Linked DNA regions of Homo sapiens: region 1 is linked to region 2. Evidence: read pairs that join two places in POLR2A ChIA-PET (ENCODE). Cell type or tissue: MCF 10A. All regions are shown on one strand. Each heading gives the region's core, and the rest is flanking DNA. Links, peaks and the distances in the headings are about the cores only.

Evidence for each region. ChIA-PET counts read pairs that join two places held together with the same protein. Peaks named below come from ENCODE experiments on the same cell type or tissue, not always from the same donor. Only the 100,000 strongest peaks of a DNase experiment are listed, where the experiment ranks them.
Region 1: POLR2A ChIA-PET joins it to region 2 with 6 read pairs; 2 of 35 experiments call an interaction of 5 or more read pairs at or near these places.

What each region holds. Positions count from the first base shown.
Region 1 is chr6:79,349,841-79,365,554 of GRCh38, reverse strand. No RefSeq gene overlaps it. Among named protein-coding and RNA genes, the nearest start is that of LCAL1, 44 kb to the right of the region's middle. In MCF 10A, for the core only: no CTCF peak of the experiment used is centred there; no DNase peak of the experiment used is centred there.
Region 2 is chr6:79,771,858-79,787,571 of GRCh38, reverse strand. LOC124901349 (a long non-coding RNA gene) reads right to left here and starts at 9,724. Exons shown (of 2, transcript XR_007059655.1): 1 at 9,623-9,724; 2 at 5,309-9,537. In MCF 10A, for the core only: a CTCF peak has its summit at 9,379 (motif pointing left); a DNase peak (open chromatin) is centred at 9,441.

The sequences.
Region 1 (15,714 bases), core at 4,070-12,069, 420 kb after region 2:
TTAATATCCTACCAACCAAAAAAAGTCCAGGACCAGATGGATTCACAGCTGAATTCTACCAAAGGTAGAAGGAGGGGCTCGTACCATTCCTTCTGAAACTATTCCAATCAATAGAAAAAGAGATAATCCTCCCAAACTCATTTCATGAGGCCAGCATCATCTTTACACCAAAGCCTGGCAGAGACACAACAAAAAAAGAGAATTTTAGACCAGTAGAAAAATATCCCTGATGAACATTGATGCAAAAATCCTCTATAAAATACTGGCAAACTGAATCCAGCAGCACATCAAAAAGCTTATCCACCATGATCAAGTGGGCTTCATCCCTGGGATGCATGGCTGGTTCAACATACACAAATCAATAAACGTAATCCAGCATATAAACAGAACCAAAGACAAAAACCACATGATTATCTCAAAAGATGCAGTAAAGGCCTTTGACAAAATTCAACAACCTTCATGCTAAAAACTCTCAATAAATATGGTATTGATGGGACGTATCTCAAAATAATAAGAGCTATTAATGACAAACCCACAGCCAATATCAGACTGAATGGGCAAAAACTGGAAGCATTCCCTTTGAAAACTGGCACAAGGCAGGGATGCCCTCTTTCATCACTCTTATTTGACATAGTGTTGGAAGTTCTGGCCAGGGCAATCAGGAAGGAGAAAGAAATAAAGGGTATTCAATTAGGAAAAGAGGAAGTCAAATTGTCCCTGTTTGCAGATGACATGATTGTATATCTAGAAAACCCCATCATCTCAGCCCAACATCTCCTTAAGCTGATAAGCAACTTCAGCAGTCTCAGGATACAAAATCAATGTGCAAAAATCACAAGCATTCTTATACGCCAATAACAGACAAACAGAGAGCCAAATCATGAGTGAACTCCCATTCACAATTGCTTCGAAGAGAAAAAAATACCTAGGAATCCAACTTACAAGGGATGTGAAGGACCTCTTCAAGGAGAACTACAACTGCTCAACGAAATAAAAGAGGACACAAACAAATGGAAGAACATTCCATGCTCAGAGATAGGAAGAATCAATATCATGAAAATGGCCATACTGCCCAAGGCAATTTATAGATTCAATGCCACCCTCATCAAGCTACCAGTGACTTTCTTCATAGAATTGGAAAAAACTACTTTAAAGTTCATGTGGAACCAAAAAAGAGCCTGCATTGCCAAGACAATCCTAAGCCAAAAGAACAAAACTGGAGGCATCACGCTACCTGACTTCAAACTATACTACAAGGCCACAGTAACCAAAACAGCATGGTACTGGTACCAGAACAGAGATATACATCAGTGGAACAGAACAGAACCCTCAGAAATAATACCACACATCTACAACCATCTGATCTTTGACAAACCTGACAAAAACAAGAAATGGGGAAAGGAGTCCCTATTTAATAAATGGTGGTGCTGGGAAAACTGGCTAGCCATATGTAGAATGCTGAAACTGGATCCCTTCCTTACACCTTAAACAAAAATTAATTCAAGATGGATTAAAGACTTAAATATTAGACCTAAAACCATAAAAGCCCTAGAAGAAAACCTAGGCAATACCATTCAGGACATAGGCATGGCCAAACACTTCATGTCTAAAACACCAAAAGCAATGGCAACAAAAGCCAAAAATGACAAATGGGATCTAATTAAACTAAAGAGCTTCTGCAGAACAAAAGAAACTACCATCAGAGTAAACAGGCAACCTACAGAATGGGAGAAAATTTTGCAGTCTACTCATCTGACAAAGGGCTCATATCCAGAATCTACAAAGAACTCAAACAAATTTACAAGAAAAAAACAAACAACCCCATCAACAAGTGGGTGAAGGATATGAGCAGACACTTCTCAAAAGAAGAATTTATGCAGCCAACAGACACATGAAAAAATGCTCATCATCACTGGCCATCAGAGAAATGCAAATCACAACCACAATGAGATACCATCTCACACTGGTTAGAATGGCAATCATTAAAAAGTCAAGAAACAACAGGTGCTGGAAAGGATGTGGAGAAATAGGAACACTTTTACAGTGTTGATGGGACTGTAAGCTAGTTCAACCATTGTGGAAGACAGTGTGGCAATTCCTCAAGGATCTAGAACCAGAAATAACATTTGACCCAGCCATCCCATTACCGGCTATATACCCAAAGGATTATAAATCATGTTGATATAAAGACACATGCTCTCCTTGAAGAGGTCCTTCACATCCCTTGTAATTTGGATTCCTAGGTATTTTATTCTCTTTGAAGCAATTGTGAATGGGATTTCACTCATGATTTGGCTCTCTCTCTGTTTTTGGTGTCTAAGAATGCTTGTGATTTTTGCACATTGATTTTGTATCCTGAGACTGCTGAAGTTGCTTATCAGCTTAAGGAGATTTTGGGCTGAGACAATGGGGTTTTCTAGATATACAATCATGTCATCAGCAAACAGGGACAATTTGACTTCCTCTTTTCCTAATTGAATACCCTTTAATTTCTTTCTCCTTCCTGATTGCCCTGGCCAGAACTTCCAACACTATATCAAATAGGAGTGGCGAGAGAGGTCATCCCTGTCTTGTGCCAGTTTTCAAAGGGAATGCTTCCAGTTTTTGCCCATTCAGTATGATATTGGCTGTGGGTTTGTCATAAATAGCTCTTATTATTTTGAGATATGTCCCATCAATACCATATTTATTGAGAGTTTTTAGCATGAAGGGCTGTTGAATTTTGTCAAAGGCCTTTTCTGGAACTATTGAGATAATCATGTGGTTTTTGTCTTTGGTTCTGTTTGTATGCTAGATTACGTTTATTGATTTGTGTATGTTGAACCAGCCTTGCATCCCAGAGATGAAGCTGACTTGATCATGGTGGATAAGCTTTTTGTTGGCTGCTGGATTCAATTTGCCAAGGACCTCTTCAAGGAGAGCTACAAACTACTGCTCAATGAAATAAAAGAGAGTACAAACAAATGGAAGAACATTCCATGCTCAGAGATAGGAAGAATCAATATGTTGAAAATGGCCATAGTGCCCAAGGTAATTCATAGATTCAATGCCATTCCCATCAAGCTACCAATGACTTTCTTCACAGAATTGGAAAAAACTACTTTAAAGTTCATATGGAACCAAAAAAGAGCCCACATTGCCAAGTCAATCTTAAGCCAAAAGAACAAAGCTGGAGGCATCACGCTACCTGACTTCAAACTATACTACAAAGATACAGTAACCAAAAGAGCATGGTACTGGTACCAAAACAGAGATATAGACCAATGGTACAGAACAGAGCCCTCAGAAATAATACCACACATCTACAACCATCTGATCTTTGACAAACCTGACAAAAACAAGAAATGGGGAAAGGATTCCCTATTTAACAAATGGTGCTGGGAAAACTGGCTAGCCATATGTGGTAAGCTGAAACTGGATCCCTTCCTTACACCTTGTACAAAAATTAATTCAAGATGGATTAAAGACTTAAATGTTAGACCTAAAACCATAAAAACCCTAGAAGAAAACCTAGGCAGTGCCATTCAGGACATAGGCATGGGCAAGAACTTCATGTTTAAAACACCAAAAGCAATGGCAACAAAAGCCAAAATTGACAAATGGGATCTAATTAAATGAAAGAGCTTCTGCACAGTGAAAGAAACTACCATCAGAGTGAACAGGCAACCTACAAAATGGGAGAAAATTTTGCAGTCTACTCATCTGACAAAGGGCTCATATCCAGAATCTACAAAGAACTCAAACAAATTTACAAGAAAAAAACAAACAACCCCATCTACAAGGGGGTGAAGGATACGAACAGACACTTCTCAAAAGAAGACATTTATGCAGCCAACAGACACATGAAAAAATGCTCATCATCACTGGCCATCAGAGAAATGCAAATCAAAACCACAATGAGATACCATCTCACACCAGTTAGAATGGCGATCATTAAAAAGTCAGGAAACAACAGGTGCTGGAGAGGATGTGGAGAAATAGGGACACTTTTACACTGTTGGTGGGACTGTAAACTAGTTCAACCATTGTGGAAGACAGTGTGGCGATTCCTCAGGGATCTAGAACTAGAAATACCATTTGACCCAGCCATCCCATTACTGGGTATACACCCAAAGGATTATAAGTCATGCTGCTATAAAGACACATGCACATGTATGTTTATTGCAGCACTATTCACAATAGTAAAGACTAGGAACCAACCCAAGTGTCCATCAGTGATAGAGTAGATTAAGTAAATGTGGCACATATACACCATGGAATACTATGCAGCCATAAAAAAGGTTGAGTTCATGTCCTTTGTAGGGACATGGATGAAGCTGGGAACCATCATTCTCAGCAAACTATCACAAGGAGAAAAAACCAAACACCGCATGTTCTCACTCATAGGTGGGAATTGAACAGTGAGAACACTTGGACACAGGAAAGGGAACATCACACACAGGGGCCTGTTGTGGGTTGGGAGGAGCGGGGAGGGATAGCATTAGGAAATATACCTAATGTAAATGACGAATTAATGGGGGCAGCACAACAACCTGGCACATGTATACATATGTAACAAACCTGCACATTGTGCACATGTACCCTAGAACTTAAAGTATAATAAAAAAAAGAAAAAGAGAAAGTTGAATTGCTTGATATAGATACCATAGATTAAGGTCTGCCTTTGTGGTTGCCAGTCAATTCATGATAAATCTAGCAGAAGAACCACTGTAAGAAAAAAAAGAAGAAAAAAAACTTGTGAAACTGTCACTGCAGCTATGCCAACAGGATAAAAACTTTGCACTTTTTGTGAAGCATTTTTTATCTCATATTGAAAATGCAGCTTTTATGTGGGTGCAGCATTGTTATAAGAAAGGCATACCTATTGGCTCAAATATGATTCAAGACAAAATGAGGTCATTATATGAGAAAAAGGGAAAATAAAGTGAAGGATCTAAATCTAGAGACTTTAATGTCAGCAAGGGATGGTTTGATAATTTAAAAAAGAGGTTTGGCTTTAAAAATGTGAAGATAACAGGAGAAGCAACTTCTGCTGAACAAGAGGCTGCAAATGAGTCCCCAGACACCATTAAGAAAATCATTAAAGAGAAAAGGTATTTGCTTGAACCCATTTTTAATGCAGACCAAAGTGCCCTATTTTGAAAAAATGCCATGAATGACATTAATTAGTAAGGAAGAGAAGTGAGTGCCAGGATTGAAGGCAGGAATTGATAGGCTAACTCTACTGTTTTATACAAATGCAGTCAGGTTTATGATAAGGACTGCCTTTACCTATAAAGCTGCTAACCCCCAAGATTTGAAGGGAAAAGATAAACATCAGCTGCTAGTCTTTTGTTTGTACAACAATAAAGCCTGCACACTGAGAATCTTTTTCTGGACTGGTTCCACTGGTGTTTTTTCCTGAAGTAAAGAAGCACCTTGCCAGTAGGAGACAGCCTTTTAACGTTCTTTTGATAGTGGACAAATTGAACAATGCCCCTGGTAACCCAGAACCCCATGAGTTCAAGGCCAAAGGCATCAAAGGGGTCTACTCACCCCCCAAACACAACATCTCTAAATCCAGGGGGTCATAAGGACCTTTAAGGCTCATTACACACAGTACTCTATGGGGAAAGGATTATCAACACTGTGGAAGAGAACCCTGACATGGAGAACATCATGAAAGTTTGGAAAGATTACACCATTGAGGATGCCATTGTTATTATAGAAAAAAACATGAAAACCATCAAGCCTGAAACAATAAATTCCTGGTGAAGAAAACTGCGTCCAGATGTTGTACATGACTTCACAGGATTTATCACAGAGCCAATCAAGGAAATCATGAAAGTGATTGTGGATATGACAAAAAAAGATTGGGGGAAAGGGTTTCTAGATACAGATCTTGGAGAAAATCGAAAGCTAATAGATATCAGACTAGAATTAAAAGATGATTTGATGGAGATGAGTGTTTCCAAACCTGTGACAGATTATGAGGAAGAAGATATAGAAGGAGCAATGCCAGGAAATAAATTGACATTAGACAATCTGGCAGAACTGTTCTGATTATTCAAGACTGCTTTTGACTTCCTTTACAGCCTAGACCCTTCTATGATAGAGGCACTGAGACTGAAATAAATGGTTGAAGAAGGATTGGTACCAGATAGAGACATTTTTAGAGAAATTAGAAAACAAAAAATTTAGACAGAAATTACAAAGGATTTCTGTAGTTACACTGAGTGTGACCTGCTTCTCCTGCCTCCTCTTTCACCTCCTTCATGTCTTCCACCTCTACCACTACTGAGACAGTGCGATCAACCTCTCCTTCTCTTCCTCCTTTTCAGCCTAGTCAACATGATGACAAGGATGAAGGCCTTTATGATGATCCATATCCACTAAATAAATGTAAACATATTTTTGTTTTCCTTTTGATTCTCTTAATAACATTCTCTTTTCTCTAGCTTATTTTATTGTAAGAATATAGTATATAATACATATAGCACAAAAATATGTCTCAATCAACTATTTATGTTAATGGTAAGGCTTGTAGTCAACAGTAGGCTATTAGAAGTTTTTGGGAATTCAAAAGTTGTACGTGAATTTTTGACTGCACAGGGGGCTGGCACTCGTAACCCTGCGTTGTTCCAGGTTCGACGGTAATCTATACACTCTCTCATCTAAGAAGACCTTCCAGATTTTTCCAAATAGAATTAACTTTGTTCTCGTTTCTGATTCTCATAAAATTTGGTGTATGCTCATTTCAGCCTTCCCAGTACTAATCACTTGGATATCTATATCCCCCAAAAGATTGTGAGTTCCAGGAGACAGGATGTCTGTTTAATAATAATGATAATAATTATTACAACTGAAATTTAAATATTATATAGTTTACAAACAATGCCTACATACATTTTCTCATTTTTTCTTTTTTCCTCACAAGAGCCTTGTAATAGCTTTGCATTCTTTTCAGCACTGCATATAATACTTTGCATATAGTAGGCTTTCGAAAATATTTTGGGGCTTAATTAAAATTAAAACTGGATTGTGTGGGTTGAATTAAAATGCTGCCAATTCTCTGAATTTTTATGTCCTGTAAAGCAATTAAGAGAGGGAAAGAAGATTTTGAGTAATTTCACTTTTTCATTTGTATACAACCAATATATCCCTAAAACAAAAATTAAGAAAGTATTCATTAGACCATTAAAATTAATTATGACAGCATCTAAACAAGGCAGGTTTAAAATATTTATTTATTTATCTATTAGGTCAGAACATCTCTTCTTTTTCCTGCCCCCTTAGCTTGTTCACTTGAATCTTGGTGAGTATTCTATAAGCTCCACATACAGCATGTACATTGGGGAAATGAAAAGTCACACCAGGCTTCAAGAAAGTGATTCTGTTGGTAACTAGGACCAAGCCAGTTATGCCCATTCAACCCATTTTCTTTTAGAAGACACAGCTTCTTATAGCCCTTTGGGGCCTGCTTAAATTCTGACATTTCTCTATTGGAAAATGAACTGAAGTTTTCAAACTGCATTTCACTACACAGATCACTAGTAACTACAGCTGAATTATAATCCCATATGATAACTATCCCATGAGACAAAAGCTTTCTCACCATTATGCACTCGAAGTAATCGGGTTTCTCTGCCGAGACTCTTCTATTTTCATGAGCAATTTAAAAATCACTTACAACTCAGAAAATAGGTCACCGCTTATTTCATTTTTTAAGATAGTTACAAGCAGTGTCTACCCCATGTCCAAAACCACCTCTTATTTTCATGGGACTCAGATTGCCAATGGCTCTCTGGAACAGAAAGGTCATTCAAAAAGAAATGGAATGAGAGGGTGGCTAATATAAAGAACTAGGCTTTTTTTAAAAATGAAAAACAAAACCTGAGAAGAGCACTTAGAAGCTAAATACTATTAGAATGAGAGGTAAGACTCCTGGAAAAAGAATAAAAACAGAACAGAGCTGAGAACCAGAAAGGAAAGCAATGAATTAAGAAATAATTAATGGTATTTGCATGTAGAGTACATGAAAGAAGAGAAAGAAATAAAATAAATGGTCTTGGAATTCCACCTACAACTCAGACATTTTTCCTGTAGGCATTCAGAATGTATTAAACAAAAGTAAAACTCTGCCAACAATAATGGCTGTGTTTCCATAGTGCTTTGATGGATCAGAGCTTGTTTTAGGGAATAAGGAACCAACGAAGGTTTTTGTGCACTTGGTGACATGGTCTATTTGTGCTTTAGAAGGGCCCCTTCTGGCAGCATTATAGAAAAATTATTGGAAGGGAAAAATCAGAATAAAGAGTTGGAAGATACTGCAATATTCTAGAAATGAGAGAAGAGTCTAGAATCCAAAAGTGACATTGAATTACAAGGAGATAATGAATAGAAAAGACATTAGGAGATAAATTCAATTGAACTCAGTAACTCCTCGGCTAAGGAAAGTAAAAAGGAATAAGGTGAAGCTAGGAAGAGAATTCATTATTTTACAGTGCCTTGGATAGATGGTGGGATGTGTGTTGACTACATTAACCAGAAAATGGAAGAAAAGAGAAGGAGATAATGCCTTGAGAAGATGAGCACACTCGATGGAGCTGACCTGCACTCAGCTGCAAATCACGTCATCCACATGAAGGCAACAGCTGAAATAAAAGGAGTGTCCATAATATATTAGAAAGAGTAACACTTTAAAAAAATTGTGGAAACACATTTATACTAATGACGGATTGCTGTTACAATAATTCAATTGATTTCCATTATTCATTAAGTATATAATTAACTTCAGAGGCATTAAGATATAATGGATAGGTGTGTCCTGCTTTACCAGCTTAGAGCACAGGAAACTTCTAACATTCAGAATGTTATGACTGAGCACCTTCCCATCCTCCTTATGACAAGAATGTCTATTTTCCCTCCTCACTACTGAGTTCTAGGGATCTGTCCTTCTTGCTAAACTTCACTGAGAGAAAAATGAAAGCACCTCATTAATCTACCCGAGGCCCCCTTCTCTGCCACACCGCACTACTCTAGAAAGCATTAACCGTTATGCACCCTGGGCAGGCCTCCACCATGGAGAGAGAAGCCTCTCAGAGGCCTGCCTATCTGAAACGAACTAAGTTGAAGCTTCAGGGCCCCTCAACAGCAAGGGCCCCTTCATGTCCCTGGAATGGGCCCTAGCAACTTTATATTCTGAATTTTGTATTCTTTTATTTTTAAAGAAGGAACCTAATATGTTATAAATTCAGGTCCAACAACACCTGAATTGGCCCTTTCCCACACTCTCACTGCTGCTCTGAGAGCAGCTCCTCCACTCTGCGGAAGGAAGAAGCAGTCTCCTGCCTCTCTGTCCAGTTTATGGTTGTGCCATAAGATGATAGACCTGGGCTTCTCAGGTACAACTCTTCAGTGACAGTGGTGGAGTTTAATCATGGACAAATGCAGGAAGCATGCACAGCCCTCACCTAAGATGCTTAGATTATTGCACATGAGCTGTGGTCTGATGCAGTGTTTCCCACATCACCCCAGGCTCTGGTATGAGTGCCAGGCACCAGTTCCAGCTTTTTCTCTTCCAGAAGGGTTCCCCTAAGTGTCTTCTGTGGTTCTTACTGCCAACAGGTCTTAAACTAGGACACCTCAGCAACCAGACATTGTAGTGACATTGAAACTCAAAGCCTCAGGTTCTCCTTCCCATTTCTCCCCAAAGTCTCCTTGGCCTTTATGCAAATTTGAGCAACTTATTCATCACCAGAAACCTTCAAGAGTAATATTTTTAAGGCAGAAAACCAGGCACCACCTGCCTTCAGAGCTAAAGTTCCATGCCTTATAAGCCTAAGAGGGAAATGATACCTTAACACCTTTCCTTCACAAAAAAATGATCCCCATTTCATTCATATAATTGAAATGAGCCGTTAAATTTTTTTCCAGAACAAAAAAAGGCAGCTTCCATAATATATTTTTCTAGATAGAGGTACATATGTTTTGCAACCTTTAAATAGCCTCATCTCATTCTCTTCATTTTCTCTCTCTCTCCCCGCCCCCACTCTCTCTCACCACACCTTGCACCATTAAAATTCTGCTTCATTGTATTTCCCTCAAAATAAGTACATGGGAATAAAATATTTATTTAGAAATGTACCTGATACAAACTGGGGTTATCCACTACCCAGGGCAAGCCTTTATGGTTCTGGGACTTATAAGATCCCTTTGAACTCCTAAAATATTGCTTGATTTTATCAAATACACAGTGGAAATCTTTAGTTGTGAATATACTGAACATAGCACTTTCAATGCTTCTGTAAACCTAATGGAACCTAAACTGAAAGCTACCACCTTGATTTAAACCTTTGGAAGAATGTGAATAATTAAGGAGGCATATTCAGGATTTAACTTTATTTCAGAAGGATAAATGTCTCACATATTAATTTGTCTTCTAATTCAATTAACTTAAATGATGTAAGAGTTAATGTTTCACTGAAATACGATTTTTTCTACTATTTTGATTTTTCTGGAAAAAAATCAAAATATTACAATATTCTGCTTTTTAGAAAATGAATCCAGCAGCCATTTTATCTTTTATTTTTCTACCTTTAAAAAGCCAAGTTGGAGTTTATTTTATGCATTATTTTTAAAACTTGGGGATAAGTAAACTTTTAAATAAGATATCAAAAAGACAAAAGAACAAAAATCTCTAAGAATGTTTTAAAAATGAGAAGTGAGGGGGAGACTAACTCTACAAACTATTAAAACATGTTGTAACGTTAAATCAGGAGCAGTGTGAAGAGGCGAGAACGACCCCAGGACTGACCAAAGCCCGCGCTGGGCAACTACGTTCTGCCGCCATCACCGCCACCATGCCCAAGAGAAAGGCTGAAGGGGATGCTAAAGGAGATAAAGCCAAGGTAAGGGACGAACCACAGAGAAGATCCACGAGGTTGTCTGCTAAACCTCCTCCTCCAAAGCCAGAGCGCAAGACTAAAAAGGTCCCTGCAAAGAGGGGAGAGAAGGTACCAAAAGGGAAAAAGGGGAAAGCTGATGCTGGCAAGGAGGGGAATAACCCTACAGAAAATGGAGATGCCAACAGACCAGGCACAGAAAGCTGAAGGTGCTGGAGATGCCAGGGGAAGTGTGTGCATTTTTGATAACTGGCTACGTCTGGTGACTGTACAGTTTGAAATACTATTTTCATCAAGTTTTATAAAAATGCAGAATTTTGTTTTTTTTTTAAGCTATGTTGTTAGCACACAGAACACTTCATTGTTGTTTTAGGGGGAAGGGGCATATGTCACTAATAAACTGTCTCCAAAGCTGAATTGATATGGGGAAAACCTTTTTCTTCTAGTTTTGAGAGATTTCCTCTTGGCTACCAGGAGAAGGGATTCCCTGACTTTGACACACATGGCCACCTTGGAACAAAAACCTTGTGGTATGGAAAAACAAATTCTTTTTTACGTCCTCTTCTCCTTTTCCACCTTTCAGCATAGACTTAACTCCCTTAAACCCAGACATCTGTTGAGACCTGACCCCCAGTATTTGGTTACCAGTGTGTCAGGCAATCTGGACTGTCCAGTGATGCCACTGAAATGGCACCCCTCAAAAGATCAGTGGTTCTGTTTCTAGATTGTGGCTCTTCAGATAAATTCTGCCATTTTCATTTCACTTCCTGAAAGTCAGGGTTGGCTTGTGAAAAGTTATTAAACAACATGCTAAATGTGAAATGTCAACCCTCACTCTAAACTTTCCCTGTTCAGAGCATCAGATGAAGGCTTCTTTGGATTTTACGGTGGCTTTCTGATTTTTGGTAGTCCATTGAAGAAGGGAGTTTGAAAGTTGTTGTATACTGTTAGAGATTGCCTACCCATGTTCTGCCTGAAATACCATGATTGTTTATGGAAAGTATCTTTAATAAAGCTGGATACAATTTGGCTTGAAAAAAAAGTTAAATCAGTTTGACAGTAACAAAAGCATATCATTAATTAAATACATATTGCCTATTATTTTCAGTGATAATGTTATTAAAAAGACTTCTTATACTCATCCCCATACCCCAAAGCAGCAGTTAGTCACCTAAGGTATCTGAGTCGCCCTTGTCAGAATTCTCAGTTTACCAGATTGCATGTTTGCTTTTACCCAGGAATAAATGCTTGAGTGGCCGCGTCTGACTCAGCTCTGGTGACGTGTCTACAGGAGGCTCCCTTTCTAGGATCCCCTTGAACTCCTAAAATATTGTTTGATTTTATCAAATACACAGTGGAAATCTCTAGTTGTGAATATATTGAACATAGCCTTTTTGATGCTTCTGTGAACCTAATGGAACCTAAAGTGAAAGCTACCACTTTGATTTAAGCCTCTGTTGTAAAATTCTTTTGCAATTCTCCTGAGGAAATTCACTTTTGGAGGAACTGCTTTTGCTTCTGTATGAGTCCCTCAGTGCTGTTGTCTCATCGGTGATCTGTTTGCCTCTGCTTTCTGTTTTCCAGAAACCCTCGCTGTCCTGGCCTGCAGTTGGGGTCCTCCTAGATTTCCAGAGTTGCTACGTGTTTTATTTTTAAAGTTTATACTGTCATTTCATGGGATCTGGGAAGAAGGAGAGGGCTCTAAAATGTGGATATAGTCCAATTTGTTGAAGAACTCTTTTTTTTTTTAATATACTTTAAGTTCTAGGGTACATGTGCACAACGTGCAGATTTGTTACACAGGTATACATGTGCCATGTTGGTTTGCTGCACCCATCAACTTCTCATTTACATTAGGTATTTCTCCTAATGCTATCCCTCCCCCAGCCCCCCGCACCCTGACAGGCCCCAGTGTGTGACATTCCCTGCCCTATGTTCAAGTGTTCTCAGTGTTCAATTCCCACCTATGAGTGAGAACATGTGATGTTTGGTTTTCTCTCCTTGTGATAGTTTGCTGAGAATGATGGTTCTCAGCTTCATCTGTGTCCCTGCAAATGACATGAACTCATCCTTTTTTATGGCTTCATAGGTTTCCATGGTGTATATGTCCCTCATTTTCTTAATGCAGCCTATCATTAATGGACATTTGGGTTGGTTCCAAGTCTTTGCTATTGTGAATAGTGCCGCAATAAATACACGTGTGCATGTGTCTTTATAGTAGCAGGATTTATAATCCTTTGGATAAATACCCAGTAATGGGATCGCTGGTTCAAATGGTATTTCTAGTTCTAGGTCCTTGAGGAATTGCCACACTGTCTTCCACAATGGTTGAACTAATTTACACTCCCACCAACAGTGTAACAGCATTCCTATTTCTCCACTTCCTCTCTAGCATCTGTCATTTCCTGACTTTTCATTGATCACCATCCTAACTGGCATGAGATGGCATCTCATTGTGGTTTTGATTTGCATTTCTCTGATGAGCAGTGATGAGGAGCATTTTTTCATGTGCCTGTTGGCTGCATAAATGTCTTCTTTCGAGAAGTGTCTGTTCATATCCTTTGCCCACTTTTTGATGGGGTTGTTTTTTTCATGTAAATTTGTTAAAGTTCTTTGTAGATTCTGGATATTAGCCCTTTGTCAGACGAGTAGATTGCAAACATTTTCTCCCATTCTGTAGGTTGCCTGTTCACTCTGATGGTAGTTTCTTTTGCTGTGCAGAAGCTCTTTCGTTTAATTAGATCCCATTTGTCAATTTTGGCTTGTGTTGCCATTGCTTTTGGTGTTTTAGTCATGAAGTCTTTGGCCATGCCTATGTCCTGAATGGTATTGCCTAGTTTTTCTTCTAGAGTGTTTATGGTTTTAGGTCTAACATTTAAGTTTTTAATCCATCTTGAATTAATTTTTGTATAAGGTGTAAGGAAGGTATACAGTTTCAGCTTTCTGCATATGGCTAGCCAGTTTTCCCAGCACCATTTATTAAATAGGGACTCCTTTCCCCATTTCTCGTTTTTGTCAGGTTTGTCAAAAATCAGATGGTTATAGATGTGTGGTGTTATTTCTGAGGCCTCTGTTCTGTTCCATTGGTCTATGTACCTCTTTTGGTACCAGTACCATGCTGTTTTGGTTACTGTAGCCTTGTAGTATAGTTTGAAGTCAGGTAGCGTGATGCCTCCAGCTTTGTTCTTTTTGCTTAGGATTGTCTTGGCTATGAGGGGTATTTTTTGTTAATGGAACTTCATAAAGTTCTATATGAACTCAAAAATTTTTTTCCAATTCTGTGAAGAAAGTCATTGGTAGCTTGATGGGGATGGCATTGAATCTATAAATTACCTTGGCAGTACGGCCATTTTCATGATATTGATTCTTCCTATCCATGAGCATGGAATGTTCTTCCATTTGTTTGTGTCCTTTTTTATTTTGTTGACCAGTGGTTTGTAGTTCTCCTTGAAGAGGTCCTTCACATCCCTTGTAAGTTGGATTCCTAGGTATTTTATTCTCTTTGTAGCAATTGCAAATGGGAGTTCACTCATGATTTGGCTCTCTGTTTGTCTGTTATTGGTGTATAAGAATGCTTGTGATTTTTGCACATTGATTTTGTATCCTGAGACTGCTGAAGTTGCTTATCAGCTTAAGGAGAATTTGGCTGAGATGATGTGGTTTTCTAAATACACAATCATGTCATCTGCAAACAGGGACAATTTGACTTCCTTTTTTCCTAATTGAATACCCTTTATTTCTTTCTCTTGCCCAATTGCCCTGGCCAGAACTTCCAACACTATGTTGAATAGGAGTAGTGAGAGAGGGCATCCCTGTCTTGTGCCAGTTTTCAAAGGGAATGCTTCCAGTTTTTGCCCATTCAGTATGATATTGGCTGCGGGTTTGTCATAAATAGCTCTTATTATTTTGAGATAAGTTCTGTTAATACCTAGTTTACTGAGACTTTTTAACATGAAGCTCTGTTGAATTTTGTCAAAGGCCTTTTCTGCATCGATTGAGATAATCATGTGGTTTTTGTCGTTGGTTCTGTTTATGTAATGGATTATTTTTATTGATTTGTGTATGTTGAACCAGCCTTGCATCCGAGGGATGAAGCTGACTTGATCGTGATGGGTAAGCTTTTTGATGTGTTGCTGGATTCAGTTTGTCAGTATTTTATTGAGGATTTTCACATCAATGTTCATCAGGAATATTGGTCTAAAATTCTCTTTTTTTGTTGTGTCTCTGCCAGGCTTTGGTATCAGGAAGATGCTAGCCTTATAAAATGAGTTAGGGAGGATTCCCTCTTTTTCTATTGATTGGAATATTTCCAGAAGGAATGGTACCAGCTCCTCTTTCTACCTCTGGTAGAATTTGGCTGTGAATCCATCTGGTCCTGGATTTTTTTTGGTTGGTAGGATATTAATTATTGCCTCAATTTCAGAACCTGTTATTGGTCTATTCAGAGATTCAACTTCTTCCTGGTTTAGTCTTGGGAGGGTGTATGTGTTCAGGAATTTATCCATTTCTTCTAGATGTTCTAGTTTATTTGCGTAGAGGTGTTTATAGTATTCTTTCATGGTAGTTTGTATTTTGTGGGATCAGTGGTGATATCCCCTTTATCATTTTTTATTGCGTCTATTTGATTCTTCTCTCTTTTCTTCTTTAGTAGTCTTGCTAGCGGTCTATTAATTTTGTTGATCTTTTCAAAAAACCAGCTCCTGGATTCATTGACTTTTTTGAAGGGTTTTTTGTGTGTCTCTCTCTTTCAGTTCTGCTCTGATCTGTTATTTCTTGCCTTCTGCTAGCTTTTGAATTTGTTTGCTCTTGTTTCTCTAGTTCTTTTAATTGT
Region 2 (15,714 bases), core at 5,086-13,085:
ACTTTATAAAATGTATACATTTTGAACATTATTTTTAATTTAATTTTTAAATTCAGGAGTATTTCAACCACATCTTTCTCTATTGCTATGTACACACCTATATAACTTTTAATCACTGTATGTTGTTCTGTTGTATAGCTATAACCTAATTTATTGAAACTAGACTATTGACATTAGGCTGTTCTCATTTTATTCTATTGTATGCCATCCATCTTAAAAATGCTTGCATTCCTATCTTTGTGCATTTGTTCAGTTCTTTACTTGGGATAAAGCAGAAAATGGGAACTGATATATCAAAAAATGCACACTATTTTGTATGCTTTTGATACAAATTGTTGAATTATCCCCTGGGGTTAGCAGCCTCTAAAATGGACCCTAGTGATCCTCCCTCCTGGTATTTATGCCCTCAAATGTATGGATGGAGACCTGCTACCAGTCCCGGCAGGGAGCTGGGAAGTAGAGCTTCCTCTAGATGAGCTTTCAGATGACTGTGGCCCTCACCAACTTCTTGACTGCAGCCTTGCAAAAGACCCTAAGCCCAAGGACACAACTAGGCTACACCCAGATTCCTGACCCACGGAACTTGTGGGACAATAAATGTTTCTTGCTTTCACCTGGCATAAACCTCAGTCCTTATAAGACTACCCTAGCTGTATTTCTCCAAAAGACTAACCTAATTTAGAATCACTTCAGTGGTGGACATATGAGTGCACCTTTCCCACAGACTCAACACTGTGCCTTTTAATCTTTGCCAGACTGTTTGCATGTCTTTTATTATTACCAAAGTATTTATTTTTTATTGAATCCCCCATCCTTAGCCTTTGCCCATTTTCCTATGAGGAATTTGTCTTTTTTCTTACAATTATAAAGAATGTTTTATATATTAGAGTTATTGCAAACTCCCATTCCACCTCACTACATACACATACATGAGTTTTCTATATTTCTACTTTTATTTGATATTTTTGTTGCAATCTTTTCCAATCTGATTGGTACAAATAATAGCTCATATTGTTTTCATTCGCATATCTTTATTCCACATATGAATGTGGTCAAACTTTTACACAGTAGATTTTGTTCTTCCTGTCTTCAATATTATACTTTTAATCCTTCCTTGCTTCTTAAAACACATTTGTATTCTGTTATATTTTCTTCCAGTACTTTTATAATTTATACATTAAAAATCTTAAATATTTCAAGAATATAATTTGGCATAAAGTGTAATGTTCTATTTTAGCTTTTTCTCATGATAATTAACCAGTTGACCTAATACCATTTATTTAATAATTCTCTTTCCAATCATTTTAAGTACTGAGGAATTATAATCTTTTATACTTCACAGAGCAAATTTGCTATTACTCTTTTCTGTGAAACTTTTCTTAGATATTTTCATATATTTATTCTTATAGATCATTTTTAAATTATTTTATAATGGCTCCGATATAGAATTAACATCTTATAAGAGTAACTATTCCTTTCCAGGAGTATAGAATTATCTCCATTTATGCAGTCTGTTCTTTATGTACTACAGCTGAATGTTAGGATTTGCTTTATAAAGATCTTGCACATTTCATTTTTATTTCTTTCTCATGATTTTCTGTTGTTTAAGTTATTATTATTGTGGTGGTGGTGGTTGCTCTGTGGATGGATTTTAAGCTCCACAAGGTGAGGATATAGTCGGTTTTGCTCATCATTATATTCCCAGTATCTCATATTTTCCTTGACTCGCAGAAAGCTTGCCATCTACTTCTGGAATGAATATATGAACAAATAAGGGAGAAAGTAGCCAATATTCCATTATGCTTTCTAACAGGTTATTGATAACATATAGGAAAGCAAAAGGAATAGGAACAAGTGCATATATAATACAACTTTGTTGCACATCTAAAGTATCATTAATAAGTCTATGGCTTGAGGAAAAAATAATTAAAGCTTACATAAAAGGAGAAATCAATACAATCCCTATGAGATGAAGAGTACTTTCAAATCAGAGAAGATAACACAGGAAAAAGTGGACAAAGGACATTAAAAGGTAATTCATAAAAGAAGAAATGCGTATGGGCAATAGTTATATCAGAAGAAAATAAAGATATGCAAACAGCAACAATATGAGCTAGTATTAAATTGGCACAAAAGTAATTGTGGTTTTCCCCATTAAAAGTAATGGCAAAAACTGCAGTTACTTTTGCACCAACCTAATATTTATACCAATCAGTACAAAGATTTTAAAGTTGGATAAAAACTGTTATTGTCATAGATAGAGAAACAGGTAGTTTCCTGTGTTCTCAGCAGATAGGGTTTTAAACTGGGACACCACATACGGAGGGCAATCTAAAAATATATATCAAAATTCAAACTGAGCTAATTAGTTGATGCAGCCATTCCTCTTCCAGTAATTTAATCTTAATTTCATATTCATCTTAATTTAAATCTTTAATCTTAAAATAATTACATAGGAATGTACATCTCAAAGAAATTAAAAAAACTAGCCATTAGGGAAACATCTGCTTGGATAAATCATCTTGTATTGTTTTCATGTGAATCTGTGTCATCATGAAGTTTTCCCTCCTTTCTCTTCTATGCCTTTCTCTTCTTCTCTTCACCTATTTCCCCCCCTTCCTTTGGACACAAATAAAATGAATGTTAATTGCAAACACCAGTAAATAGTAGTTGAGAATGATGAAGAGTTAGTTACTATTTGTATGCCCAGAAATGTAAATTCCTTTAATCATGATACTACTGTTAATAATTCATGTTTATGTTTCTTCTTTTTGTAGGAAAAGTGAATTTACTGTACTGCTTATTATTGTAATTTGTGCACATATGAGATCTCTTCATTCAGAACTTAAGCTAGAACCCAAGCCATGGATTGCCTTGGTGGCAGTGTCCGGACTTATACAGAGCAGGCAGGAAGAAACAAACATCCCTGAATCCAAAACAAGCGTGAAAGCTGTACACATCTCGTGACCTTTTCTGACTTTGAAATTGCAACAGCTGATTTTCTAATGTTTTCCTTTAGCTGTGGCAAGATACCCTGGGAGCTTCAGGAACAGGAGCACTCCCTATTCTATGTGGAATGAGGGATGCTCAAAGGATGAGCCTTACCTTGCCCTGCCTAGAAGAATGATCCTTATCTTGGCTTCCCTAGAGAAGATGCCAACTTAAAAAGTGACTTGATTTGAAATGAATTCAACTCATTTATTCAAGGTAAATAATTAACCAGTCCTACAGAAAGGAACAAACAGCATTGTACCATCCAGTCACTCCTCCCTCACCTCATGCAATGAGTGGCCCTCGGCTGTGGCTCTGCTGCCATCTCTGATACTGTCGGCAACAGTCCCTTTGCAGAGGATCATTTCTAATTTGGCCCTTCTAATTTGAACCATGTCCCAAAACAGAAAATGGACAGATGCTGGGGATTATTTTTAACTAGTCTGTTTTTAATCAGGGATATGGAATCTTGATCGTTGATTTCATGTTGTTTTTCTCCTCTTCCTCTGCAGCAGTGTTTCTCAACCTCAGCACTATTGACATTTGTGGCCATACAGTTTTTTGTTATGGAGGGCTATGGTGAACACTGTAAGATGTTTAGCAGCATACTTGGTCTCTACCCTCTAGATGATATTAGCATTTTCTTTTCCCCAACTGTGACAACCAAAAATAAGTCCAGACATTGCGAAGTGTCCCCTGGAGGCAAAAGCATCTCTAGCTAAAACTATGGCTCCATGCCCAAAATGACTTACTGAATACATTTACATGCATAGCATATGCTAGGCATTTGTAGGAAGGAAGGATGGGTGTATGGAAAGAAGGAAGGAAAGGAGGAAGGGAAGAGAGAAAGAGAGAGGGGGTGGGATGTAGGGAGGGAGAAAGAGAGAGAGAGAGAAAGAGAGAGAGAGAGAAAGAGAGAGAGAGAGAGAGCCCCAGTGCAATATCTCAAGGCACCCGCATTTCAAACAAGATACTACACAGACAAAAATACAGCAAAACTTACTATTATGGAATTGCCTTTCACATTCAAAAGAAAATAAAGGTCAACTTTCCACTCCTCTTTATCCAAAAGAAAGTTAACTTTTAAATTAATATCTTCCACATGAGCCCTAGTTGAGACACTGACATCACTTCTAGATTCTATCAAACTTGCACACTGGTTTAAAAATGCAGAACCAGAAGTCAAGGGGACGAGGTGTCCAATTCTGGTAATGTCACTAATGCAACGATTTAAAAAAAACCATGTCAACATTTTGAACTTCTGTGTTCTCTAAAAGATCATGTATCTCCCAGGACTCCTGCTTATGGAAGCATTTTCAAATGTATCAGGTCCTATCCAAATGGTAAGGAAGATATAACTGTCTATCCTGTGTGTACACCTCAGATTATCTTCTCAAGGGAATGATGCTTTCATTTACTTCTTTTTGTCTTTCTATTAGCTTAGAACATATATTTAGAAGGATTTCATTTTATTTGAGATCATAGAGGGAAGGAAGCCACTTTTTCAAGTGGTCATAAGAGCCACAACAGAAGGCCTCTGAGTCAGAGTGGGATGACACAGTAGGCTGTGAAGCTAGTGCACGACAGAATTGTGCCACTGACTCCACTCTGGTCTAGAACTGGTGGTCATAGGCCCCTAGAGGCCCCTAGTGGAGACCTACTTAGAGGAAGATAGAGTTGAAGCACTCTCTGATGAACAGGGCGTTGGCATTGAATGGTCCTGTGCTTGGTGTAACGCTCTGTGGGTGTTACTTTGAAAGATTTTTTTAGCAGGAGGCTCTCTGCATTTTTTTTTTTTTTTGCAGTGGGCCCCACAACTTATGTAGCCAGTCCTGCCAAAGAAGAATGTTTTCTTAGGGGTACTTGAAAACCAAAATGAGCTCATTCACTTCACTTGAAATTGTCCCTCCATCTGTCCCTTGACAATAACCATTCCTATCTCTGAGGCTCCTTGAACACCAATCGTAATAAGTACAGGTACATCTACTGGGTACTTAGCATGTGCCAGGCACTGTACTAAGCACTTTATACATTCATTACAAATTTGTTCACCTTCATATCTCCACAAATTACTGCTCCTCCATTTTACAGATATAGGAAGTCAAGGAAGGTGCCCAAGGTCACACAGCTATGAAGTGGAGGAGCCAGCCTCCAACTCCCACACCTGCTCCACAGTCTGTGCATTTGTTCACATGATTCTGCCTCCACAGACACCTCCCTGGAGGTCTAAATGTATAAAATCCATACTTCTGGCACTATATTACCTATCTGTGTTAGGCCATTCTTGTACTGATCTAAAGAAATACCTGAGACTGGGTAATTTCTAGGAGTTTTAATTGGCTCGCAGTTCTACAGGCTGTACAGGAGGCATGATGCTGTCATCTGCTTCTGGGAAGGCCTCAGGAAGCTTACAATCATGGTGGGAGGTGAAAGGGAAGAAGGTGTCTCACATGGCAGCGGCAGGAGCAAGACAGGGAGCACGTGGAAAGAGGTGCCACATACTTGTAAACCACCAGATCTCCTATGAACTCAGAGTGGGAGTTCACTTACCACCAAGGGGATGGCCCAAGCCATTCATGAGGGATCCTCCCCCATGATCCAAGCACTTCCCACCGGGCCCTATCACCAACACTGGGGATTACAATTCAATATTAGATTTGGGTGGGGACAAATAGCCACCACATTATATCATGATCACTTAAATGTAGCCAGTAAAGGCCTCGTGGGCCAAACATCCTGGTTATCCTTGCCTCCTTCACCCTTCTTCTCCCACCTCACATTCAATTCCTCACATATTCTGTGAGCTCTATTCCTGAAAAGCTTTCAGAGTTTGACTCCTCATCACCTTCGCCACTTTCCACTCTGTCCATGCCACCACTGTTCCTTCCATGGGTAACATCTGTTCTTGTGGCATTCTGGAGCACCTTTAAAACCAAAGTGTAATCTGTCTCTCCTCTTTCCAACAGTGCCCCGATCACTCAAAATGGAGGCCTTATTGTATGCAGCTGCATGGCCCTACAGAACATAGCCTCATCCCCACCACAGTCTACCTGGCTTACTCCACTCTTATCTCATTGGCCTTGTAGTGGCTCCTCAGAACAAAACAAAAGCACCAGAAACTTTTTTCTCCCAGGTATCATGCAGGGCATTCAATCTCTTTCTTCATGCATGTCTCTGCTCAGATGTCCTCTTACAACGAAGGCCTTTTCAGACAATGCATCAAAAGCAGAGCCCCTCTCCTGCCCTACTTTGCCTTCCTACCCTGCTCCCTCTCCTTAGCACCTAGGTTATGTTCATGAACCAAAGACTGATTCTGTGTATTGAACCCTACCTTGTTTATTTCCTCACTGCAGGTTAAATTGTCAGCTCAAAAGCCTGCTGATGCCAAATGCAAATTTTTACACATCCAGTTATTTAAAAAATAGCACAAACAAGCAGATTTTTAGCCATCTGGAGCCTGCCTACTTTACGTACCCTATGAGGCCTCACCCAACAGCTGTTGCTCATTGATCAGATGGGGCCTTGTACTTATAAGGCCCTGAACACTGTGGCCCTTCTGAGCTCTCTGACCCAGACTCTCTGCTGTACTGCTGAGTGACATCACTTAGATCCTCTAAGCCCCCTTTCTAATCCCCCTCTCTCTTGATTTTCTGTTTGCTCTTCTCCCCTTCTAAACAGTGGCCCCCTTGCCCTAAACCTCTGGATGGTCTCACTAGGAGAGACATCCTCTTTCATGCAACCCCATCCAAGAGCCATTCAGTAAAGCATGTTGTATGTTACTGCCCCCTGTGCTCACATCTTTTTCCTTGATCATCTCCCAGATCCCTCCAACTCAACTCCTACAACAAAGCACCCTTATGTATTTTCTGTCTTTCCTCAAGGTCGGTCTCAAATAGCAGGAATTTTGTTTTGTTCACTGATGCATCTCCAATCCCCGGAACATGACTCCATGTTGCTAGTAGACACCTGATATATACATATGTAATAGGTATCAAATATATATATGTATATTTGTTGTAGTAGGAAATGAGTGAATGAATCATCACTGCATCACTGTTCTTCATTTCTCTTTCACTCATCCCATTCTTTTACACTTCATCATTACCTTCGAATAATCTGTTCTCTTCCACAAGACAGCAAACATTATATAGCCAGCATTATAGTGGAGAAAGATACGGGAACGTACAGTAAGGAAGTAAAGAAGCCACTCCCAGATAAGGGAAGCTAGACTAAAGTCTCACTACATACAGCTGTTGGGTTGAGATTTTCATCCTCCATCTTGCCACTCCCAACAACACTTCTTTCAAATCAAGAGTTGATAGAAGAGAAATGGAGGCTACTGCCTCACAAACCATGTTGTTCAAATTCTGCTACACCTCTTTGGGCTTCGATCTCAACACCGCCATGCTGCCTCTCACCAAGATTTAAAGAAATACAGACAGGCTTCACCATCTTAGAGGAGAACCAAATCACCCACCTCTTATAAGAGATATCAGTGTGCTGGCAGAGAATGTAAGGTTCCTATCATGTGTGGGTACAATTTTGTTTGCCCTGTAATATTTGCTAGCAGGCGTTCATGCATCCCTAAGTGCTTGAGGAAGAATGCTGAATTCTACTGGGCATTTGTTGGTAATGCAGGAGAGAAATTGCAGCTTAGCCCTTTCCTATATTACTCAATAGGAGCTGAACCCCCATGCAGAAGAGCACAGTTGTGGCTATGGTTGACTGGGGTATGCACCATGCATTAGCCCACTTCCCATTTTCAATCACTTGCTCGCAAGGCCACACTCTTGCCTTTATCATCATTTTGAACTATGCCACCAATGACATCTTAAATTCTACCAGAGACACCCAATGTTTATACACAGCATCCCCCACTCTCACAACTCCTACTCAGCCTCCTTTCTTCCTTGTCAGGACCTCCCAGTTCTGTCTGCCCTCCTGGACCACAGAATCACTCCCTTGAACCACAATTATCAGCACTTTCTTCACTTTCTTCCCTGGTTACCCCTCTGCCACACCCATGCTTCCACAGCCTCACCCAAACCACCTCATGCTTTATCTATTTTTGCTGCAGCATCCCATATACTCTGGGAGCAACATGGATATGCCAGCCACACTCCTGCTACATAGCCTTTATGCTGGCTGTTCTCTCCACCAGATTGCTTGTCCTCCGTAGCAACGTGGCCAGCTTCCTTCAAGTCTTTGAGGTCAATGAGAGCTTCCCTGAACACCTTATTTAAATTCTAAGTCACAAGTCCCTCACAACTTCTGATATCCCCTATCCTGATGTGTCTATTTCCACACAGCATATCACCCTCCAGCATTTCATTTTGCTTACTAATTAATCTTGCGTCCTCCCAATCTTCAGTCCTCCTCTCCTTCTAGTATTTAGGAAATACTGGAATATTTCCCAAAGGCAAGGAGTTTTTTCTATTTTGTTCACTGATGTATTCTCACCTCTTGAAACAATGTCAGCACACAGCAGATGTTCAATAAATATCTCTCAAATACATAAATGAGTGAACGATTGGTTTCCAACAACACATAGGCCCTCGTACAAGGCTCAGCCACCTGGCCTCTCCTTCTGCAGTTCTCTTTACCACCACACATGGGCTTTGCCCTTCATATTCTCCTTCTCATTTTCACATATGACATTTGTATCTATCTCATAATGAAAATAGGGAGGAAAACTGGCCGCAGGCCTGCTAAGTTCCCTTCCCTCGAAAAGCATTTTTATTTCTACCCACTTTTGCTCTGCCTTTTCTCCCTTTGCTCTGCCTCAGCAATAGAGGTATCGGGCCTTCCTTTCAAAGTCTGGCCCTTCCATCTGTGCTTCTGGTCATCTACCCTCCTATTTTTTTTAGAAGGGAGGGTGCTAGGTCCATTTTCTGGTAAACTAGTGGGGTTCGCCCCCTGAAGGAAGCACCATGCCTTCTGTGCGAAAAAATAGAGGATTTTCCACACTCTGGGGTTAGAGGGAAAAGCCCTAGAGAGGCAGGAGTTAGAGCTAAGGCGGCCAGAGTACGTGCAGCCCAGCGAGGGCCCCTTTGGACCCAGCCGTGGAGATTCTGAAAGTGTGCTGGGGAGGGTGCGAAGGTTGGAAGGTTCGGGTCGCTGAGTACCTGGAGCTCAGGCCTAGGAAGAGAGGGCACTGTCAGGACAGGGCAGAAAGCTCTGAAAGGAGTAAGCCACGGCGGGACTCCAGAAGAGGCAGGACGGCAGAACTCCAAACATCTTCTCTTCCTATGGCGCCAGCAGCTCTAGAGCAGGGGTCCAGGTGGAGCCCCGCCCCCGGCAACCTCACAGGAGTGTGCTCTTCCTACCTAGCCCCACCGGCCCCGACTTTCCACGGTCGGGAAGGCCAGCGGCCGCCAAAGACTTAGTGCCACCTTGTGGCCACAACAGCAACTGCAGCCGCGGAGCCCGGCGTGGGCGGCTCCCTGTCCCTCCTCCGCGCATGCTCAGGATCCGGTAACCCTGGGTTTGGGAAACCCCCGGGTGCTCAGTTTGATCGCAAAGAGGTAGAGAATGGAAGGGGAGAACCTGGGAAGGGATAAAGACATTATTGTAATAACGAAATGGAGACTCCGGCTATTCTGAATATTAAAAGAGATGTGCTATTTTATACCTGGCATCCTAGTGAAAAATGAAATCTCTCTTGGGTTTTTTGTTTCTCGTTTCTACCAGTTCCTTCCATCTCCCCCACCATGAACGTCAGCCAGTTCCCTTTCTAAGAAAAAGAAAAAAGAAAAAAATGTTACTGAAACTGCTACCCCTTGAGATCAGTCTTGTTTCCTTTTTCCTCTTTTTAAAAATTATGGTAAAATACCCGTAACAGAGAATTCACCATTTTAATGATTTTTAACAGTGTAAAGTTCAGTGGCGTTAAGTACATTTACATTTTTGTGCAACCATCGCCACTGTCCGTCTCCAGAACTTTTTTGTCTTCCCAAACTGCAATCCTGAACCCATGAAACACTAACTCCCCATTCCCTCCTGCCCTCAACCTCTTGCAACCACCGGGCCACTTACTGCCTCTCTGGCGAGTTCACTACCCATCAACCACAGCTTTGCTGAGAAGCCAGGATAGGGAAACATGTTCCCCCACTCCAATCTACATTTGTTTCTAAGTGGTGGTAGGCTTTTTAGGTCATCTTTATTTCTTCATGAAACTTCTCTGTGTTTTCTTTCTTTTTTCCAATAAAATTGCTATTTTTATTTTTAAAAACACGGATAACCTTTTGAAGAAAGAGATGGGTAGGTGTTTACTAAGCAGATGTCTGGGTGGGTGGGGAAGGGCATTCCAGGCAAAGGGAGCGGGAAGCACAGAGGGCTGGAGGGGGCATGAGGAGGGTGGCGTCTTGGTGGAGGGCAGCTTGGTCAACATGACTAGAGTTTGGGGATTACAATGAGGAAAGAGGAATCAAGATATCAGGCTGCCTGCAAAGTGGGCAGAAGTAAGATCTGAAAGGCTTTGTTTGCCACGTTAAGTAGTTGGCCTTTTTAGGCAATAGGAGAAAAAGGATTTTAAACAGAGGAGATACTTGAGCAAAGACTGCTTTAGAAATGAGACTCTAGTGTATGGATTGTAGTGAATGGATGGAGAGGGAGAAGGAGATGAGAGTGGATGCAAGTTAGGAGACTGCCACAATGGTCAAGGGGAGGAGTGCTGAGGGCCTGAGATAGGGAGGAGAGGCAGAGAGAGGTAAACAATTAAGAGAGGCATTAAGAAGGGGAACTGAGGGGACCAAGCAACTGCTAATCTATTAGGGAGTGAGAAGGAGAGGTATTTGGCTGGAGTGACTGAATGGATGGTGGTGTCAGGCACTGAGTTAGAGAATGGAAAAGCGAGAAGCAGATTTCGGGGAAAAGTCCATGAGTGCACTTTGGGACATGTTGAGTTCTGGGTTCCTGGGGGTCACCCAAGAGAAGAATCGTTAGGTACAGTGATTATATTTGCAGGTGGAGAGTTCATGAGAGATCTCTAGGCTAAAGATATAAATAAGGAGTCAAGAACATATGGATGGTGGCTGAAGCCATGAGAGTGAATGGGGCTACCAGGAAGAAAGCCCATGTGCACAGAGGAGAGAAGATACCTTAGGGCAAAGCTCTAGGGTATCTATTAAAGGTCTTTAGTTACAAGTAAAAGAAACCAGATGTAGTAACTGTAAGCACTGTATAAAGAATAACTTATTGGAAACCTGCTGCATAGGTCACAGTATAAACAGCTGAATACTCAGGCCGTGAGAGAACAGAGGAAGGGAGCTCCAGGGTCTCTGGGGAGAATTTGTGGCTTGCCATCTAGGCTGCTGCCATCAGCTGACCCACTTACAACTGCTCCCCACCCCCATGTGTCCGCACTCCAGACTTACATTCCTTGGAATGATCATCTGATTTTCCCTGCCTGTGTTAAATTTCCCAGCCTGAAGTGAGGGGATCAGGATCTTGTATCAATTCCCCACCAAAACCCCAGGAATTTTGAGTGAAACCAGGGAAGGCAACTGAGAAACAACATCTAGAGATGGAGAGGACCCAGGAGACAGCAGTAGTCTTGAAGCCTGGGAAGGAGTTTTAAGAAGGGAGGGATATGTTGTATCAGGTGCCACACACGGGGCCACATTTACCAAGATGAAGGGTAAAATAATAAATTAATTTGGCAACTAGGAAAGCATTGATAAGTTTTTCCCTAGCATATCTGGGGAGTACAAGGGATAGCTAATGGCAGTGGGTTGAAGAGTGAATGGAAAGAAAATAAATGGACTGAGTGTTAACCACTTTACCAGGGAGCCTGGTGGTCTCATGGGGGGAGAAAGATGGTAGCTACAAAGGCCTATATAGTAAGGACAAAGATTTGTTAGTGGCAGTGATGTGAACGTATTTCTAGCTTATAGGGAAGGAACCAATTGGAGGAAGATGTGGAAAGTGGAGGAAAACAGTCAAGAGAGGACTCCCGGCTTCAGTGAGGTGCCAGGGAGACACAGATCATAGGTTACTTTAAAGCAGACACATTTTCCTCTAAGATTGGACAGAGAGAGGTGAGGATGAGTACCTATATACAAGTATGTTGTCATCCCATTTTTTTTTTTAAGGTACCTGTCAGTGTGTGCCTGTACACAGAAACCACTGTATCAGAAACATGTCTGTATTTATTGTCACGTGACTAGATATGGTACAGGGCGTTTTAAGGCAGTTCATTTCTGAGCCTGACTCCCTCGGTTTTATTTCTCAAGTCAGACCCATAGTCATCTGCTGGCATTGTACAAGTGGCCAGGTGACAAGTAGTTTAGGGAAAAAATGTTCTATTTTAATGTCTATGTAGAAGCTATGTACTCTTTCATCATGACTGTGTCTCAGAGAAATGTATTCAGGCATTGTGTGACCTGCTAGTAAGATTAACAAAAACGTTAAGGGAAGTATAGCAGTCTAGGGAGTTGGCTATTATTAAGACAATATAGAAAAAATAAATGAAACTTTCAGAATAGACAGTCCAGGGAGTGATCATGGGAAAAGTTTGCCTAAGTAAGGAATGGAAGCTTTTGGGCCAAAGAAGGTCAAGAAAAGTTTAAGGCCAGGTTTTAGGAGATTGTCTAGGGCAGGGTATCATAGATGCCCACAGGGTTCAAGCAGATTCTACAAACGCAGGAGGCAGCTGTGCCTTGTCTTCCACAGCACATTGTGGAGACCACACAGAAAGGACTAGCATCAAATGTTTATGACCCAGAGACAGTATGGGCTTAGTGTGGCCAGAGCTTCCAGGTTTTCAAAAAAGCCAGATATCTGTATTTTATGCAAAAATCTCTTAATTTTTTAACAAATTGTAGGTTCATTTTTAAAAATTATTTTTAAATGCTTTTTAAAAAATCATTCTACAGGCCAAACTAACAACTAGTGTACAGGATTTTTCTCTTGAACCACCCATTTCCAACCTTGATTCTATATAGCTGTTCCTTATATTATAAATAGTGTGCTAGGATCTGAATGTTTGTGTTTCTTCAAAATTCAGATGTTGCAATTCTAACCCCCCAGGAGATGGCATTAGGAAGTGGGGCCTTTGGGAGGTGATTAGGTCATGAGGCCATGGAGCCCTAATGAATGGGGTTGGTCCCCAAATAAAAGAGGCCCAGAGAGCTGCCTTGCCCCTTCCACTGTGTGAGGACACAGGGAGAAGGCACCATCTAGGAATCTGGTAATGGGCCCTAAATCTACCAGCTTCTTGGTCTTGGACTTCCCAGTCTCCAGAACTGTGAGAAATGAATTTTTGTTGTTTATATGCAACCAGCCTATGACATTTTGGAATAGCAGCTCAAATGGACTAAGACATGAGTTTTTGGTTGTTTTTTCATTTGTTTGTTCATTTTTAGAGACAGGGTCCTGCTCTGTCACTCAGGCTGGAGTGCAGTGGCATGATCATAGCTCACTGCAGCCTCCAACTCCTGAACTCAAGTGATCCTCTCACCTCAGTCTCCCAGGTAGCTGGAACTGCAGGCAAGTGCTACCATGCCTGGCTAAGTTTCTTTTATTTTCTCTAGAGATAGGGTCAAGTCATATTGCTTAGGCTGTTCTCTAACTCATGGCCTTAAGCAGTCTTCCCACCTTGGCCTCCCAAAGTGTTGAGATTACAGGTGCAAGCCATCATGCTGAGACCTAGAAGATATTTTTTCCCCGACTTATATCCTGCCCTTGAGAGAAACCTACTGCTTGCTATTGTATTTGCCTCAACCTAGAGTCCTTTCTTTGTTACTGTAAGCCTTGGTTTAAATGGCGTCTTCATGTCTAGTCTTTTTCTTGAGGGTTCCCAAACCCAGCAACCATAACAAAACATGGATTGTTGTTTTTATTGTTGTTTTTTTAAAATAATGTTTATGACTTTTACTGCTAAGCACTTTACATTCACTACAATTTTGACATCTATATCACCCAGCGTTCAACCAGAAATGCACAAATAACAGAGGATAATATATATATAGATAAATATGGATATAGATTTACTACAAGGAATAGGCTTACACAATTAAGGAACTGGATAAGGAAATCCAAAATCCACAGAGCAGGCCATCAGGAACTCTCCTGCACAGGCTGAAGCTGCTGTCCGTAGGTGGATGTTTTCTTTTTCAGGGAAGTCTCAGCCCTGGTTTTAAGGCCTTTCAACTGATTGAATCAGACCCACCCAGACTATTTAGAATGCTCTCCCTTATTTAAAGTCAACTGATTATGGACTCACATTTACAAAACACAATTTCCACAGCACCTAGGTTATCGTTAGGTTGAATAGCTGGAACCATAGCTTAACCAAGTTAACATATCCAAAAAAAAAAAAAAAACCCATCACAAATATATTCTAAATATTTCACATACTCTAAATATTATCCTAACTATTTTAGCCACGACACTCTTTTGAGGTTCTATGATTGTGCCTTTTTCGTAGATGAGGAAATTGAAACTCAGGATGTAGTAGATAACTTCTCTAGTGTTTTGCAGCTGGTAAATGGAGGTGAGGTGTGACCTAGATAATCAGACTCCTGAACCAACCAGCTGAGCCATGTTTGCCCTGCTGCCTCCTTGGAGCAGAATAGGATTAAGTGCCTTAAAAGGTAGAGACCAGCTGTACTCACTTTTGTATTCTTAGCACCTAGCCTGGCATATAATAGGGACCCAATTGTTGAATTAGCTAGTTAATGTATAAGATTTAAAATATTCTATGTTTCCTCAAGGGAAGATCAATGAAATCCATTTAGCAAGTTCTTCAAACTGAAAATACCTAAAAACAATTTTCTTAATTTCTATTTAAGTGTTCTTTGGTTATCTAAAGGAATTAAGCAGTTATTTAGTTCAGAGCTGAAGATATTAAGTAAAATAGCTCAAGGTAGATTTTGTTTCTAAATTATGCCATTTTCCACAATGTGGCTTTATACCTTTATGCAGGATATGAAGCCAAATTTCATATTTAATTAAAATTCAATATCTTTATGAAAATACAGGAACTATTTTCTTTATGAATTCTTTCTTTGCAAACTACATAGAACGTGTTTGAATTTGTTTGGTGGCAAAAGCAAAATTGAGAGTTTTCCATATTTAACTATTTACTGATTATGGTATTAAAAAATATATTTGGTCTTAGTCCCTGGTTCCTAAAACCCTTGGAATCTCCAGAGTGATGAGTGTCTATTGCATGCTAATGAGATCACTGCTGTCTAGAGGCCCTTAGGTAGCTTCAGAATGGGGACTGGTCATCCAAAAGAGCAAACCTTGAAAAGAAGCTTGGAACTTTCAGCCCTACCCTCCAACCACTGGGGAGGGAAGAGGGACTGGAGATTGGGTTAATTACCAGAGGCCTGAGATTCAGTCAATCATGTAATGAAGTCTCCATAAAAACCCCTAAATGACTAGTTCAGAGGTCTTCCAGGTTGGTGAACACACTGAGGTGCTAGGAAGGTGGCACTACCCCCACCCACCCCATATTTTTCCCTATGTACCTCTTCCATTGGGCTATTCCTGAGTTGTATCCTTTATAAGAAATCAGTAATAGTAGGTAAAGCACTTTCTTGAGTTACGTGACTTGCTCTAGCAAGTTATCGAACTTGAAGTCATAGTGTGGGAACCCCCGGTTTATAGCTGGTCTATCAGGAGTATGGGTAGCCCGAGACTTCTATAATTGGCATCTGAAGTTGGGGCAGTCATGCAGGACTGACCCCTTTAACTTGTGGGATCTGACACAAATTC